Linked DNA regions of Homo sapiens: region 2 is linked to region 1. The links are chromatin loops, found by intact Hi-C in ENCODE. Cell type or tissue: endothelial cell of umbilical vein. All regions are shown on one strand. Each heading gives the region's core, and the rest is flanking DNA. Links, peaks and the distances in the headings are about the cores only.

Region 1 (8,334 bases), core at 144-8,143:
ATCCAGCTTTGCTCCATTGCTGGCAAGGAACTGCGTTCCTTTGGAGGAGAGGAGGTGCTCTAATTTTTTGAATTTTCAGCTTTTCTGCTTTGGTTTCTCCCCATCTTTGTGGTTTTATCTACCTTTGGTCTTTGATGATGGTGACATACAGATGGGGTTTTTGTGTGTATGTCCTTTCTGTTTGTTAGTTTTCCTTCTAACAGTCAGGACCCTCAGCTGCAGGTCTGTTGGAGTTTGCTGGAGGCTCACTCCAGACCCTGTTTGCCTGGGTATCACCAGCAGAGGCTGCAGAACAGCAAATACTGCAGAACAGCAAATGTTGCTGTCTGATCGTTCCTCTAGAAGCTTCATCTCAGAGGGGCACCCGACTGTATGAGGTGTTGGTCAACCCCTACTGGGAGGTTCCTCCCAGTTAGACTACTCGGGGGTCAGGGACCCACTTGAGGAGGCAGTCTGTCCATTCTCAGATCTCAAACTCCATGCTGGGAGAACCACTACTCTCTTCAAAGCTGTCAGACAGGGACTTTTAAGTCTGCAGAAGTTTCTGCTGCTTTTTGTTCAGCTATGCCCTGCCCCCAGAGGTGGAGTCTACAGAGGCAGGCAGGCCTCCTTGAGCTTCAGTGGGCTGCACCCAGTTAGAGCTTCCCGGCCGCTTTGTTTACCTACTCAAGCCTCAGCAATGGCAGGTGCCCCTCCCCAAGCCTCATTGCTGCCTTGCAGTTTGATCTCATACTGTTGTGCTAGCAGTAAGCGAGGCTCTGTGGGCGTGGGACCCTCCAAGCCATGTGCGGGATATAATCTCCTGGTGTGCCATTTTCTAAGACCGTTAGAAAAGCAAAGTATTAGGGTGGGAGTGTCCCAATTTTTCCAGGTGCCGTCTGTCACAGCTTCCCTTGGCTAGGAAAGGGAATTCCCTGACCCCTTGTGCTTCCTTGGTGAGGCAACGCCTCACCCTGCTTCAGCTCACACTCCGTGGGCTGCACTCACTGTCCTGCACCCACTGTCCAAAAAGCCGCAGTGAGATGAACCCAGTACCTCAGTTGGAAATGCAGAAATCACCCATCTTCTGCATCGCTCATACTAGGAGCTGTAGACTGGAGCTGTTCCTATTTGGCCATCTTGGAACCTCTGGCAGTTTCTTACAAAGCTAAACATTCACTTCTCATTTGACCCAGAAATTCCACTTCTAGGTATTTTCTCAGGAGAAAGGAAACTTTAAAGACAAATGTTTGGCTGGGCGCAGTGTCTCACGCCTTTAATCCCAGCAATTTGGGAGGCTGAGGCGGGCAGATCACCTGAGGTCAGGAGTTCCAGACCAGCCTGACCAACATGGTGAAACCCCGTTTCTACTAAAAATGCAAAAATTAGCCAGGCATGGTAGTGCATGCCTGTAATCCCAGCTACCAGGGAGGCTGAGGCAGGAGAATCGCCTGAACCCAGGAGGCAGAGGTTGCAGTAAGCCAAGATTATGCCATTGCACTCCAGGCTGGGTAAAAAGGGCGAAACTCCGTCTCGGGGGGAAAAAAAAATACTTGAATGTTCATAGAAGCTTTATTCATAGAAATCCCAAACTGGAAACAAAATGTCCATCACCTGGTAAACAGATAAACTGATATATCTATAGAATATGATATCACTTAACAATTTAAAAAAGGTATTGCAGAAAGTCCTCACTTAACATCAATAGGTTCTTGGAAATAACAACTTTAAGTGAAATGACATATAATGAAACCAATTTTACCATAGGCTAATTGATGTATATAAGAGTTAAGTTCCTATGGCATATTTCTGTCATTAAAACATCATGAAATATCTAAATAAAGACTTCAAATACTTCTAATATTAAACATTGAAATAGAAGTGAGCTATACATACATTTGAGAAAGATTAATAAAAACAAGTAAGATCATTATTTACACAACTTTTGGTGAATCAGTAAGTGACAGTGTTCATAGTGGTGGTGGATTGAATCAAAGAATAAATGTTTGCAAAGCAAAAATTATCAGGAGCATCTCCTACGACCATGCAGTTCAAAAACAATCACAAATACAGAGGGCTTGCTGAGAGCTTTCAGACTGTTTTCTTTGATGTCATGCATTGTAGGATTATCATATACTTTACAGAAATTCTTTTAACAATAATTTGTATTCACTCATTCATCCACTTTCCAACCTGCTTATTCCAGTTCAGGGTTGCAGGTGGCTGGAACCTATCCCAGCAGCTCAGAGTGCAAGGCGGGAGCCAACTCCAGACAGGATGCCGTCCCATCCTGAGCCACACTCATACACCCAAGCTCACTCACACTGGGACCATGTAGATGTAACAATTAACCTAGCGTGTACATCTTTGGGGATGTGGGAGTAATCTGGAATACTCAGAGAAAATCAATCCAGGCGTGGGGAAAATGTGCAAACATCACACAGACAGTGGCCTCAGCAGGGAATTGATTTTTTTTTTCTCGTCAACATTATAGTAAAACAATGTTCGACAAAATATTATTCAAGGATCTGCTGTACTTTGATACATCATACATGCAACAATATGGATGAACTGCATGATCTATATGCAAAGTGAAAATATCCAGACAGAAAAGATTACATTCTATTGCATTTCTATGATATTCTGGAAAAGGCCACTATAATTATAAGGGCAGAATCCAGATCAGTAGTTGTCAGAGGCTGAGGTGGGAGTGGGGAAATTAACTGCTAAGGACCACTAGGGAACTTCCTGGAGTGATGGCAATGTTCTACATCATGATCGTGGTGGTGGTTACAGAACTATACACATTTGTCAAACTGTACACTTAAAATAGTGAATTTTTATATGTAGATTGTATCTTTAAAAGCTGATTTTTAAAAAAGATATTCTTTATCTATCAAAATTACATAGGCACATATCCTTGGGCCCAACAACTCCATTTCAAGAAACTATTCTTGAATAGTATACCCGTATAGTCTATGGATATACTTGCACATGTAAAAATAATATGTGGGGCTGGGCATGGTGGCTCATGCCTGTAATCCCAACATTTTGGGAGGCCAAGGAGGGGAGATTGCTTGAGCCCAGGAGTTTGAGAGTAGCCTAGGCAACATGGTGAAACTGTCTCTACATAAAATACCAAAAATTAGCCACGTGTGGTGGCTCATGCCTGTATCCCAACTACCCAGGAGGCTGAGGTGGGAGGATCCCTTGAGCTTAGGAGGTCGAGGCTGCAGTGAGCTGTGATCACGCTGTTGTAGGACAAACCAGGTTCTTGTCACACGACCAGGAACGATTAGGCTCACAGACACTTTGAAGGGTGAGGGGGAATGGAATTTATTGGGCAGAAAGGAAAAACAACTCAGTAAAGTGAGATGGAGTCCTGCTAACAGGCTCTCCACCTGACTGATTGAATCCCAGGTTACCACACAGGAACAGCAGAGGCCAGGCCCCTCCTGCTACAAACGGTGTTAACTTCCCGAGGCCCCACCCAGTCCTCCCAGTTCGCAGGTGGGCAGTATTCAGAAAGAGTCAGTAGGGCAAAGGGCGGGCTTCATCTGGACCGGCAGTCTGGTTTTTCAGCCTTAAAGGTGGGTGTCGGGGGTCCGAGGGTGGGGGCGTGCCTTGGCTGCCTCCTGTCTCTATCAACGCCACTGCACTCCAGCCTTAAGACTCTGTCTCAAAATAATAATAATAAAGTGTACAAGCTTATCACAGCATTACCTGTGATGCCTCACTAAAGGGGAACTGGGTAGTTAGGATTCGTGGGGATGGGAAACTCTGCTTTTGCATTTTGAAACGTGAATGGATTCATTACTTTGTAAAAAAACAAACAAACAAAAAACAACGAAAAAATCCCCAATATTTTCTAGGCAATTGCCTCGGTCTAGGTACGATACTCTGGTGGCTGGGCCAAGGCTGTCCTCACCTCAGGGCAGCTACGAATTTATCACATGACCCCAAGCTGGTGATTTCCCCTTCTCATCTCCACATCTGTGAAAGATTTCCTCATGTTACAGCCTTTTCACTTTCAAATCTCAGGGCATGTAGATAGGCTTCTCTTCCGGGACTTTGCATCCTTTGCTCTGAACTCTAGGTTGAGGGCACCGAAGGGCGGGAAGGATGTAACTTCTGTCTTCATTGACCTCGACGGGGCCAGCCCAGGGTGGATGCCTGAGGAGTTATTTGACAAAGTAACCACCAGATGGCAGCATGGCTCTGTTTCCAGGAAGCCGAGTCTAAGCCATAAACTCTCCAATGAGGAAGCTATCAGCCGCCACATAGTAATGGCTATTTGAGTTCTTGAAATGTGACTTGTCCTAATTAAGACTATTTTCCATGATGTGTTTATGACACACATGGTACTTTGAAGACTTCATATAAAAAAACTCATTAATGTTTTAATATTGATTACATATTATAATGATAATATTTTGAATATATGGGTTGAGTATCTCTTTTCTATGCTTGGGACCAGAAATGTTTCAAATTTCTGATTTTTTGCGGGGGGTGGGGAGCGGGGGGCTTGACACATTAACATTATACTTACTGGTTGAGCATCCTAATCCCAATATCCAAAATCTGAAATGCTCCAGTGAGCATATCCTTTGAGCATCATGTCAATGCCCATTTTGGGTTTTGGTGCATTTTGAATTTTAGACTTTCAGATTAGGAATACTCAACCTCTATTGGGTTAAATAAAATAAATATATTACAATTATTTTCACCTGCTTTTTATTCTTTTTAACGTAATTACCAGAAAACTTAAACTTACACATGCAGCTCACACTACATTTCTACTGGACAGTGTGCTCTTATAAAACCTTCCAGCAGAACCAGCACAGAGCCAAGGAGCTGATGTGCCTGCCTCTGCTACCAGGTGGAAAGTGACATGGCACATGGATGTCACAGAACTTCTTTACCCTTACAACAGAGCCAGTCCCAGAGGGATGGGTCACAGCAAGGGCCTAGAAAGCAACAAGGGAGCTTCTGACCATCCTGACTGCTCCTCCCCTTAGTTGAGTCTCACAGGCACCCACGTGGGAGAATCAGCCCCCATCAGGAGCTAATAGTGCTGGCCACCATGCAGCACTTTACCTGCATTATCTCACTGGCCCCTCACATCAACCCTATTTCAACAAAGCAACTGAGGATCAGAGAAAGGGAGGTGCTGCCCAAGTTCACCCCGTGAATGAGGAGAAACATGACTATCTGCATCTCCTTTGTTTCTTTCTCTGCATCATACTGCTCTCCTGGAGAGCTCACTGATGGCTCCCAGGAGGCGAAGGGAAGTACCTTCGCAGGTGCCTTCTAATGTACTGGAAATCTGAATCACCAGTTATCTCTGTTCTGTGACCACGGATTGTTTGTGTTTTCTGAAAGACATAAACTGAGTGGCTACTTCTCAGGTGATGCCCACACACTGGACAAGTCTGTGTATGGAATGTGCTGGAGGGAAGGCCAGGGCAGATTAGTGCCTATGCTATGCACTCTTCTTACATTATCTTACTTAATCCACATAGCACTCCTCTAAAGCAGGTGCTGTTATCTCCATTTTACAGCTATGAGGCATAGAGATTTCCATGTAGACAAGCGGAGAGAATGAGATCTTGTGGTCATGTTGCATTCCAGAAGCTTTCTCTGGTCTTCAGGTTGCAGCATCTCAGTGGTATGAGACTGCTGATAGCACTCTTCTGATAGTGAGTGAGGCTGGGCCTCCCAGAGACCATGAGGGGAAGGACATGGGGTGGGAGTGCTGAGAGTCTACCCCAGACTAACTATGGAAACCCTGAGACAGTCTGAGTGAAAACTGAGCCAAGATGTCCTGCAGGGGCACAGGTGGCCATGTCCTTAGCTCTGACATCATGTCCGAGGATTCCTAATTGCCTATTAAACAGGAAGTAGGCATCTTAGACCCACACTCATGGCCTACACAGTCCAGCTAATGTTCCAGTCTCATCTTCAACTCCCCCTTTTTGTGTACCCAACATGCTGTTAGATGGACTGTTTCCTTTTTCCCATATACACCATCATGCTTACCTGTCCCCTGGTCTTCACCCCCATTATTTTCCCCCTGGGAAATGCCCTCTACCACCCAATCTATCAATAGCCCTCTCCATCTTTGTATGTGCTCAGAATTCCAGGCACAGCCAGGGCACTCGTGGGCTAAACATAGCAGTGAGGCATATTTGACACATAAGTTTTGTCTAGCACTGTTAGGAGGCTTGAATGTTAGCATAATTAATCTGGAGTGGTAGAGAGAGTCCCTGGCATTGATAACCAAACAAAGGTCTTTGGACAAGGGAGAGACCTTAAAAGCATGGTGTTTTGTTTTATTTTGTTTTTAATTATTTAAGTAACTCAGTTCTCTTGGCATCTTGTGGAGTATGTAACCAAGGTGAGGCAGAAAACTCAAGTAAGCTATTGAAAGACCACAGAATTCAGTGATCCTGAATGATATCTTTGGCATCACAGACTTGGACTCTAGCCAAGCTCTGATGTATACTGACCATGTGGCCTTGGGCAAGTAACTTCCGGTGTGCCAGGCACATACCATAAGCATGGCATTTCTCACAACAACCCTTATGGAGTTATATACTATTTTTATCTCCAGTTTACAAATAAAGAAACTGAGATTTAGGGATGTTATATTATTTCTCCAACACTACAAAGCTAGTAAGAGCTGGAGTCAGGAATTCATAGACCATATTTGTGATAGGGATAGCACAGATGCCTAAAGTGCCGAGTCAGGCTATCTAGCACATAGAAAGCCCCAGGTGAGAAAAGATGGGCCCAAACCAGAAAGTTGAAGTACCAAAGGGGAGAAGACCTGGGTTCCATAGACAATGAGGCAGTACAAATAAACAAAACTTTTATCGTTAGTAATAACAGGTACATGCCAATGTACATTTTACAGAGCTCATTCACATTCATTATTCCAGAAGAATCTCCCAAGAGACTTGTGAAGCAGACAGGGCACATAATTTTATCTCCATTTTGCAAGTAAAGAAACTAAGGCATTTCTTGTAGAAGGCAGTGCCATTTCCTGCCTAATGTTTCCCTGAGGCTTTTCCCGTTGCCCTATCAATCAGAACACTTGGGGTTGCAATGAGGTTTACCAGACTCTACCCAGCTTAAACAAAAGGGGAGGCTTAGTGGAAAATGGGGATAATTATGCCAAGAGAAAAAAGCCAACCACAAAATGTTACGTACTACATGATTCCATTTATATAAAACTGTTGAAATACTAAAATCATGGAGATGTATATCAGATTAATTGTAACCAGGGATTAGGGATAGGGAAGGAAGGAAGGTAGTTGTGGCTAGAAAAGGTTAGCATAAATGATCCTTCTGATAAAACTGTTTTATATCTTGACTGTGGTGCTGGTCACATAAATCCACACATATGACAAAATCACACAGAACTACACACACACACAAATGTAAAGCTCTTGAGATCTAAATAATAGTGGAGGATTGTATCAATGTCAATTTCCTAGTTGTGATACTGTTCTTACAGTTATACAAGATGTTACTACTGGAAAAAATGCATAAAGGGTATATGTGATCTATCTGTATTATTTCACAGCTGTATGTTAATCTACAGTTATGTTAAAATAAAAAGTTTAAGAAACAACAATACAAAACGTACAAAACACAGGAGAAAATCTTTGTGACCTTAAGTTAGACAAAGGTTCTTGTTTTTCTTTTTTGTTGTTGTTGTTTTTTTTTGAGACGGAGTCTCGCTCTGTCGCCCAGGCTGGAGTGCCGTGGCGCAATCTTGGCTCACTGCAAGCTCCGCCTCCCCCAGGTTCACGTCATTCTCCTGCCTCAGCCTTCCGAGTAGCTGGGACTACAGGCGCCTGCCACCACGCCCGGCTAATTTTTTGTATTTTTAGTAGAGACATCGTTTCACCATGTTGGCCAGGCTGGTCTGGAACTTCTGACCTAAGGTGATCCATCAGTCTTGGCCTCTCAAAATGCTGGGATTACAGGCGTGAGCTACCACGCCTGGCCAGGCAAAGGTTTCTTAGATAAAACACCAAAAGCATGATCCATAAAAGAACTAATTGATAAATTAGTCTTCATCAAAATTAAAACTTCTGATTTTCAAAAGACACTGTGCAGACAATGAAAAAGGCTAACCATTGGCTGGAAAGAAATATTTGCAAAGCAGATATCTGATAAAGAACTTATATCCCAAATATAGAAAGAACTCTTTATATAGTTTAACAGTAACAAGAATACTAACAACTTATTTTTAAAGTAAACAAAAGATGTAAGCAAAATTTTAACAAATAAGATATTTGGATGGCAAATAAGCACGTGTATAAAAGCTCAATACAATTATTTATT
Region 2 (8,334 bases), core at 240-8,239, 530 kb after region 1:
AATTTACTTCTATTTTTAACTATTTCATTTACTTCTATTTTTGTCTTTTTAATTTTTATCTATTTTGTTGTTGTTCTTTCCTTTCTAAAGGTCCCAGTATTCTTGTTATTATTTTCTTCTTTGCTATTTTTTTAAGAGTGGATGTATTAGCAAAAAGTTATCTTAGTGTTTGATCATCTGAGAGTGTCTTTATTTCCTCTTCATTCATGAAAGATAGTTTCACTAAGTACAGGATTTGGGGTTGACAGCTCTTTTCTTTCACTTGAAAACTGTTGCACCACTTCCTTCTGAACTCCATGGTTTCAGATGAAGAATCTGCTGTTATTTGAATTGGTGCTCCTTTGTAGGTGATGTGCCATTTCTCAGACTTTTTTCAAAAAGACATTGTCTTTGTAACTTTCATAAGTTTAAATGTAATGTGTCTTGGTTGGTGTGGATTTCTTTAGGTTTATCCTATTTGAAATTCATTTAGCTTCTTCTATCTGTAGGTTTATAGCTTTCCCATGGCTTACCTTTTAATTTTTTTATTAGAAACTTACAAAAAAATGTATTTTGAAGTCCAGCTTGTCAATTTTTTTATTTTACGTTTTGTTCTTTTTGTGTTCAGTCTAAGAAGCCTTTGCCTATACAAGTTTATTAAGATTTCTCCTATGTTTTCTTCTAGAAAATGTATTGCTTTAACATTTAAGTTTAGGCCTTGAATCCCTTTGGCCTTAATTTTTGTGTATGGTATGAGTTAAGAGTAAAAGTTCACTTTTTTGCCCTTAGGCAGATGTCTAGTTTTCCAGCATCATTTGTTGAACAGACATTCCTTTTCCATATTGAGATGCCCTCATACTTTTGTTAAAACTCAATTAACCATATGCATGTGAATTAATTTCTGAATATTCCATTCATTTGCATTTTTCTTTATCTACTACACTGTTTTATTTACCCAGCTAATAAGAAGTCTTTATAACTTTATATTCACTCTTGACATCAACCAGTGTAGTTCTCCAAGTTTGTTCTTTTGGAAAATTATTTGTTTTGGATGTTCTAGGTCCTTCATATTTCTATGTCAATATCTTTCAATTTCTATCAAAAATATTGCCAAGATTGAAATGCAATAAGTGAATAGATTGGTTTGGGGGAAATAAAATCTTAAAAATAGTGACTCTTCCAATTTGTAAACACACTTTGTCTGTCCGTTTAAAGCCTTCTTCAGTTTCTCTTGACAGTTTTGGTAGTTTTTAGGGTATAGGCTTTGCAAATATTTTTGTTAAATTCATCCCAAAATATTTCATCTTTATTATGCTATTGTAAAAAGTATTGCTTTATAATTCCATTTTCCATTTGTTCATTGCTAGCCTATAGAAATACAATTGACTTTTTAGTATTGAACTTGTATTCTATAACCTTGATAAACTGGCTTTTGCCAATCTTTCCAGTCTTATTACTTTTTCTCTTTGCCTCCTCCTTTGGCCATTACACACAAAACTGATTCATGCTCCAGGTCTTTGCTCAAAACAGTTCCAGTAGCTCTTTACTAGATTCCTGAGGAATTTCTACAAATATAATAATGCCATCTGTGAGTGCCATCTAAAATGTTTTTTATAATTTATTTTTCTTGCCTTATTACATTGGCTAAGTACAAAGCTGAATAGAAGTGCTAAGAGTGGATATTCTTACTTCAATTCTGTTCTTGGGGGAAAGTGTTCATTCTCCTTACCACAAAGTATGCATCGATGCCCTTTATCAGGCTGAGGACATTCCCTTCTAATTCTACATTTCTGGAAACTTTTGTCTTGAATGGGTATTCAGTTTTATCGAGTGATTTTTAGTCATATGGTTTCCTTCTTTATTCTCTTAGTGTGGTTACACTGATTGATTTGAGATAAACATCACTTCAACATGATGTATTATCCTTTGTATATATTGTTGGATTTAGTTTTCTAGTATTTTGTGGAGAATCTGTGACTGCATACATAAGAAATATAAGTGTATAGTTTTCTTTGTAATTTATTTTTAATGTCTATAATTTTGATACCAGGGTAATGCTGGCCTTGTAAAATGAGAGGTTTTGCCTCGTCCTCTATTTTCTGAAAGAGTTTATATACCATATCTTTATAAAATGTTGGAAGACATTTAATTATGAATTCAATTTTAATATGGCAAGAGCTAATCAGATTTTCTATTTTTGCATCAGTTTTGGTTACTTGTGCTTTTCAAGGAATTTTTCCATCTAATTCGTCAAACTTATTTGTATAAGCTTGATCCTAATACTCACTTGTTATTCTTTTAATGCCTGCGGGATCTGTAGTAATGGCCACTCCTCTGTTTGTGATAATAGTAATTTGTGCCTTCTACATTTTTTTCTTAATCTTTCTAGCTAGAGGTTTATCAATGTTATGGATCTTTTCAAAGAACCCATTTTTTGTTTCATTGATTTTCCTCTTTTGCATTTCTATTTTCTGTTTCTTTGATTTTTCACATGATTAATTTAAAATTAAATAAAATTTAAAATTTTGTTCCACAGATCCACTCAATTTTGAAAAAAGAGAAAAAAATTAAATTCATAACTTAGTCACACTAGTCACATTTCAAGTGCTCGATGGCACGATATGAACATTTCTGTCATTGCAGAGTGTTCTACTGGATGGTCCCGCTCTGGGGAATGGGAGGTCTGTTCCTCAGTTGGTTTCATTTCTCTTAGCTAGGCATTTTCTCCAAGCTTCCCAGGATTTATAGGAGGACAGGTGGCTCTCAAATCTATGCTGTCCTCTTCATGACTCTGGCCTTGGCCCCAGCTCAAGACTTGTTAACCACCTCCCTTCTTCTTGGTCCCTCAACCCTTACCATCTGTTCCCACTTCTGCTTCTCGAAGGAGCTTCTAACTCAGTAATCCACCCTGAAGCATCCTGCTCAAATCTCAATGCTCTCATTACCTGGACTTCCACAGGGCTTCCTAGTGGGGGAGGATCTGTCTCTCCCACAAGCCTGAAGTATGATTGCTTTTGGATGGGCCATGAGAACACCCATGTCACTTGGTGTCACTTGGCCTCAGTTGCTTACTGTACTGCCAGGGGATGGGGGCCATAGACAATAGCTGACAGCCTCAGAGCTGTGTTCCTACTTCTCTTTGGTTTGGTCTATGGCCTCGGACCCAGAGCTAAGACTGAGGCCAGAGGGGAAATCTTTTCTCCAGGCCCCATCCCTAAGGCTGGCCCAGGAAGGCAGCTTCCAATTCGCAGTCTAGCCGAGTTTGGGCTGAGCACCCAGGATAGACATGGTCACCCTCAGAGGAGTATGGGATGGAGGGCCAGAGGCCACTTGTCTGGCACAGGCTGTGGTTGGACAATCCCAAGCCTTGCCCTCTGCCATCTAGACTTCCAGGAGCCCCTGGCCTGCCTGTTTAGGCCAGCCAAGCCCACTGTGGTAGAGGTGGCCAGACCCAGCCCCCTGCTACCTGACCATGCCCCTGACTGCCTGCCTGTGCACCCTCAGGCCTTGAATCACTAGGGTCTCGGAGGAGGCAACAGCGATAACCGCAGACCCCAGAAGGGCCACTCAGATACATTGTGTGTCCTAATCCACATCTGCAGGGCCAAGCTCAATGCAGCTCCTTCCTCCATCCCCACCTGCCCCAGGACCCTGCGCAGCCTGGGGCCCAGCCCCTGCCCCATACACGTCGCACTTCTCCAGCAGCCTGGCCAGTCGCCAGACCTGCCCCCTGTCCTTCCCTGCTCTCACTCTGGACCCTACTGTGCACTCATGGGTACCTCTGCCTGGAGCCCCTTCCTCTGACACTCTCTTTCCCCACCTGGAATCACAGTCTCTTCTTGTCAGACTCCATTCTGGCACTTCCTCTTCTAAAATTCCCTGTGTGCCCCTCCTTACCTTGGTCTCCAATCCTTTTCTCCTCCAGGGTCCCTGGCCATTCCTTTCACCTTGCTACCCACTGACCACTGAGGCCCTTACCTGCCCAGGAGCTGGGGCTCCCCAAGGGGAAGACCACAGCTGGCTCACCACTGTGGCCCCAGCGCCAGCTAACATGAGGTCAAATGGAGACCATCCTCAGGGGTGAAATGGGCCTGGGGAGGCCTGATGACTGCGCAAAGGATGCCCTGCTGGGGCTGTGAGAGTTGTAGTACAAAACAATGGAGGATCCTTTGTTTGACACAGAGTGTCAGGATCCTGTAACAGTGAAGAGCCACAGATGGTGGTTGAGCAGGAAAGTGACCAGAGGAAATACTGTTTCAAAGCTGAATTTGGAGCAATAAAGAAGGGAATCAGGAGACCTAGACAGGGCAGGGCTGGTGTAGGGGGTCCTGGGAGATTGCACACCCCCCCCACCCCATGACCCGCCCCAGAGTGAAGTGGAGAGCTAAGCCCAGAGAGTGTCTGCATTGAGCTGGGGGAAAAGGGAGGGTTTGACCAGGAGATCGCACCCCTCCTCCCTGAACAGGGAAAGTGGATGCAGCCTGAGGTCATCAACAGCCTTCAGGTTTGCTTCATGGGTTTGCAGCTCATCAATCCAAGGAGGACAATAAGGATCTGGTAGATTGGGAACATATTCCAGCATTGCACCTGGAAACCCTGGACAAGCAGAGTCCAGACATTGATTAAACTTTTACACCGGGAAAATCCCATCTTCAGGGAAAGTAATTTCTGTGTATTTATGTGCCACAAATACCTGGATACCAACGGGGAATATATCAGGGCGATCCCAGTGCTCTGCAGCAAATTACAATACATCCCAGTGGAGCAGAGCTGCGTGGTTTAAAAAGTAAATAATAAGGAAACAGGACTGTCTTTTTCCCCAGATGTAAAGGTGAAATAAATGGCTTTTTTGAGCAATGATAATAATCCCAGTAAACGTCTGACACTGAGCTAAGGTGGCTTACCTCTGTAATCCTGATGGCGCTGGAAGGTAAGATGATTGTCCCCACTGGGGTCCCTGCCAGCCCAGGGAGCAGAGCAGAGATGCCGATGGCCCCCTGGAGGCACAGACATGTAGTTTTCCTAAACTCTAACAGAAAGGAGCCCAAGACGGAAGGAAGGAAATACAAATGTACTCCTGGGCATGTCGCAGACCAAAGCTTCCTCTACCAAATATGTGAGTCACTGCACATTTATGTAAGATTTCCCTTTCACAAGTGGACAAAACCTCACATTGGTGTACACACATGGTACTCCTGGACAACACATGGACAAAATCCTTCCTCTTCTGGATAAAAAGATATAGGTAACAACATGGAGGTGGCCTCACACACTTATTAAATCAGCCACAATGAGCAGAAATCACCCAGCACCGCAGTGGGCTGCTCCCAGGCAGGGCGTGCTGACAAGAGGGCTCTGTGGAGCTGCCGGCCCCTTTGGCAGCCCACCCTTCCCAACCAGGCAGCCTGAGAGACTTGTCCCCAAGAGCACACCGGGCAGGTGGAATCGTGGCACACCAGGCCCTCGATTCTCATTCTCACAAGACCCTCAGGAAACCAGGGGTATTGCTGTATTTTATAGGCAGGAAGTCAAGGCCCCAGGTCATACAGTGGGCAAAGGCAGCACCAGGACCTCCACCACCCACATCAGCACCAGAAGTGGGGTGCACGCTCTCTTTCTGCTCCTGCCTGCGAAGCCGGCGAGTCCATTGTTTGGTAAATGCAGTTTGCAGGGGACAAGGAGGATTCTGATTTTGGAATAGCACTGGCTGGACAGTGGGGCCCAGGGCCCAGCCTGGCCGGCGGGAGGACGATTAATGACAAGGATCCTACTTGGAGGCCGGGCGAGGGCCCAGCCAGCACCGGGTGTTTACAGCTCGCTCGTCTGTTTGGGGCCTGCAAATCCGTGTCAGATGTTAATGGAACAGCATCATTTTTCTACCGAGGTGGCATCGCTGGGGTTGTTTGGATGAGGCAACGGTGGGACTCGGCCTGGAAGAGGGTTCAAGGGCAATGGGTGGCTCAATGGGGCAGCTGGGGCTTGCCAGGGGGCATCCATCAGGCATCCGCAGCCCAGCTGGGCCCCTGAGGGCACCCCACCTTGCACCCCAGTCACCACAGCCAGTCCCTCTGGCCACAGGGCTCTGCAGACAAAAACTTTAAGTTGCGGCCAAGAAAAAAATGTACTGCAAAATGTGAGAAAGAACCGAAAACTGGAAATCAGTAAGTGTTTAAGCATCAGTACAGGCCTGAGGTCCAGGACATGGTTTCCCCTGCACCTCCTACTGTGCTTCAGTGCCAGGTCCACCCACGGAAGCTCTCGGGCCAGGCCTGGTCGCCCAAGGCAGCGCTGCAGGCCATCACCACTCTCGATAAGGCCTAGAGGGCAGAAGTCAAGGCCTGGGTGAGGACACCTCTCCCCTGCCTCAGCTCCAGTGGGAACCTCCCCTGCCCCTCCGGGTGGAGGCAGCCTTGCCGTCAGCAAGGCAGAGGGAAAAAAAAGAGGCCCAGAGAAGGAAAGTGACCTGCCCAAGGTCACACAGTGAGCAAGACCCTCTGAGCAGGGCTTGCAGAAGGGTAGAAGAGTGCTCCACAAGGGGCTGTTGGGAAGTGGGGGGCACACAGGGAAGCGTGGGCCCTGGAGCAACTCTATGTGGGTCAGCGCCATCACCCCCACTCTGGAGATGAGGAGGCTGAGGCTGTCCTCCAAGGCCACACAGCCAGGCTGGGCAAGGACCTGCCAAGGGCTTGAGGGGATGAAGCCTCCCTCTAACCCTGGCCCTGCTGGCTCTCAGTGCCCTCTCCTCACCTAACTGCCTCCTGGCTCTTCCCCAGCAAGCTGGCTCCTGCCTGAGGGCCTTGGCACAGGCTGTCCCCTCTGCTTACACTCTTCTCTCAGGCTCTCAAGGCTCTGCTCAAAGGCCCCCCAGGCCAGACTGTCTAAGCCTGCCCAGCCCATGACCCAGCCCTGTTCCCTCCATGGGCCGGGGCTTAGGGAGCATGCTAAGTGGTCAGCCAGCCAGAGGAAAGCTTGTAGTGCCCTGCATAGCACACAGTAGGTGCTCAGGAACTGTGACCACACTGGCCACAGGGTCACTGGACAAGACCAGCGGTATTGGACCCGGATATCTGAGACCTTCCGTCTGAGTACTTATGTCACCGTCACCACTGGGAATTATTATTAAGGAGACTGTTTTCGCGAAGACTGGAACACAGCTTGGATTTTAAAATCAGCAACATCTCTCTCTCTCTTTTTAACCCTGTACCGTAAGCCCTCTCAACTCTCCCTTCCACACTACCCTCCAGCCTCTTGATACTGCGAACAAGGAGGGCAGAGACCCTTGGCAGCCATATGTCTTTGACAAGACCTGCCTCAGTGTCACCATCCACAAATCAGGCTCCTTGCCCAGGGCTGTGCAGAGTCTGGGATGGGCACAGAGCTCAGGCTAGGCTAGGCTGGGGCAGGCAGGGGAAAGAGACCTGCCTATCTAGGGGAAAGGGGTGGTAAAGAGAGAGCCGCTGTGGAGACAGCGCTGGTGCCCCTTAGCTGAGCTCCGAGCTACACCCTGCTCTTCCACTGGCTCAGGCCCTCGCTGCAGCCATACACCTCAGGGCCTTTGCTCCTGCACCGCCCCTTGCCCCACACCCACAGCCCTCCTTCCGCAGGCCTTGCAAGCTGCCTCCTGGCTGCTGGCTGCAGAATGTCTCTCTGCAGGTCTCACTTATAAGCCCAAAGGCCCTGGAGCTGACCTGCTTGGACGTAAATTCCTGCTCTAGCAGCTGAGAGACTCTGTGCCTCAGTTTCTTCATCAGTAAAATAGAGACGCTCAGGGGATCTCCCTTGGGGGGCGACTGTGAAGCATGAACAAGGTAACAGAGCACATGTGCATCAATGACTAAGCTGAGCTGATTTTTACTGTCGCCTTCCTTCCCAGCACTCACAGCATGCTTGTTTTTTTGTTGTTGTTGTTGTTTTGGCCCATAGTTACCATCACGCCTGCCATTAGCCCTTAAGTCCCAGCACCCGCCCCAGCCCCAGGCACTAAATAACCTCACACAATTGTCCTCCTTGTTCCCGGCCCTGCCCTGCCCCCCGGTGGTTATTCTGGGTATGGCCCCAAAGGTTCGCAAATTGAACCCTGTTTTGCCAACTGCAGGTTCAGGGACCGGCTCTGGGTCCAGCCGGGGCGAAAGGATGTGGGCACATATATAGGCAGGGTCCTGCAGAATAGACTGACCTGGCCGAGTTTCTGAGCTCCCCACCAGGCATGGAGATGATGGGCACATGGCAGGGGCAGGGGAAGAGTCCCTCGCCTCTGGCCAACCAGCAGCAGGCTGTAGTCCTGGAGAGCTCACTCCACCTGCTCCCGAACTGCGGGGCTCCCCAAGGGCCTGACGCATCCCTCCACTGTGACGG

Evidence for each region. Peaks named below come from ENCODE experiments on the same cell type or tissue, not always from the same donor. Only the 100,000 strongest peaks of a DNase experiment are listed, where the experiment ranks them.
Region 2: a loop joins it to region 1, with 7 times the contacts of the local background. A loop is called at or near these places in 51 of 110 quality-filtered maps.

The regions. Positions count from the first base shown.
Region 1 is chr9:94,209,536-94,217,869 of GRCh38, reverse strand. All of the region lies in intron 1 of LINC02603 (long intergenic non-protein coding RNA 2603), which reads left to right. Among named protein-coding and RNA genes, the nearest start is that of MIRLET7D, 35 kb to the right of the region's middle. RefSeq lists an enhancer at 4,909-5,471. In endothelial cell of umbilical vein, for the core only: a CTCF peak has its summit at 4,166 (motif pointing right); a DNase peak (open chromatin) is centred at 4,199.
Region 2 is chr9:93,682,007-93,690,340 of GRCh38, reverse strand. No RefSeq gene overlaps it. Among named protein-coding and RNA genes, the nearest start is that of MIR548AU, 91 kb to the right of the region's middle. In endothelial cell of umbilical vein, for the core only: CTCF peaks have their summits at 4,977 (motif pointing left) and 8,018 (motif pointing left); a DNase peak (open chromatin) is centred at 8,020; H3K27ac peaks cover 464 bases.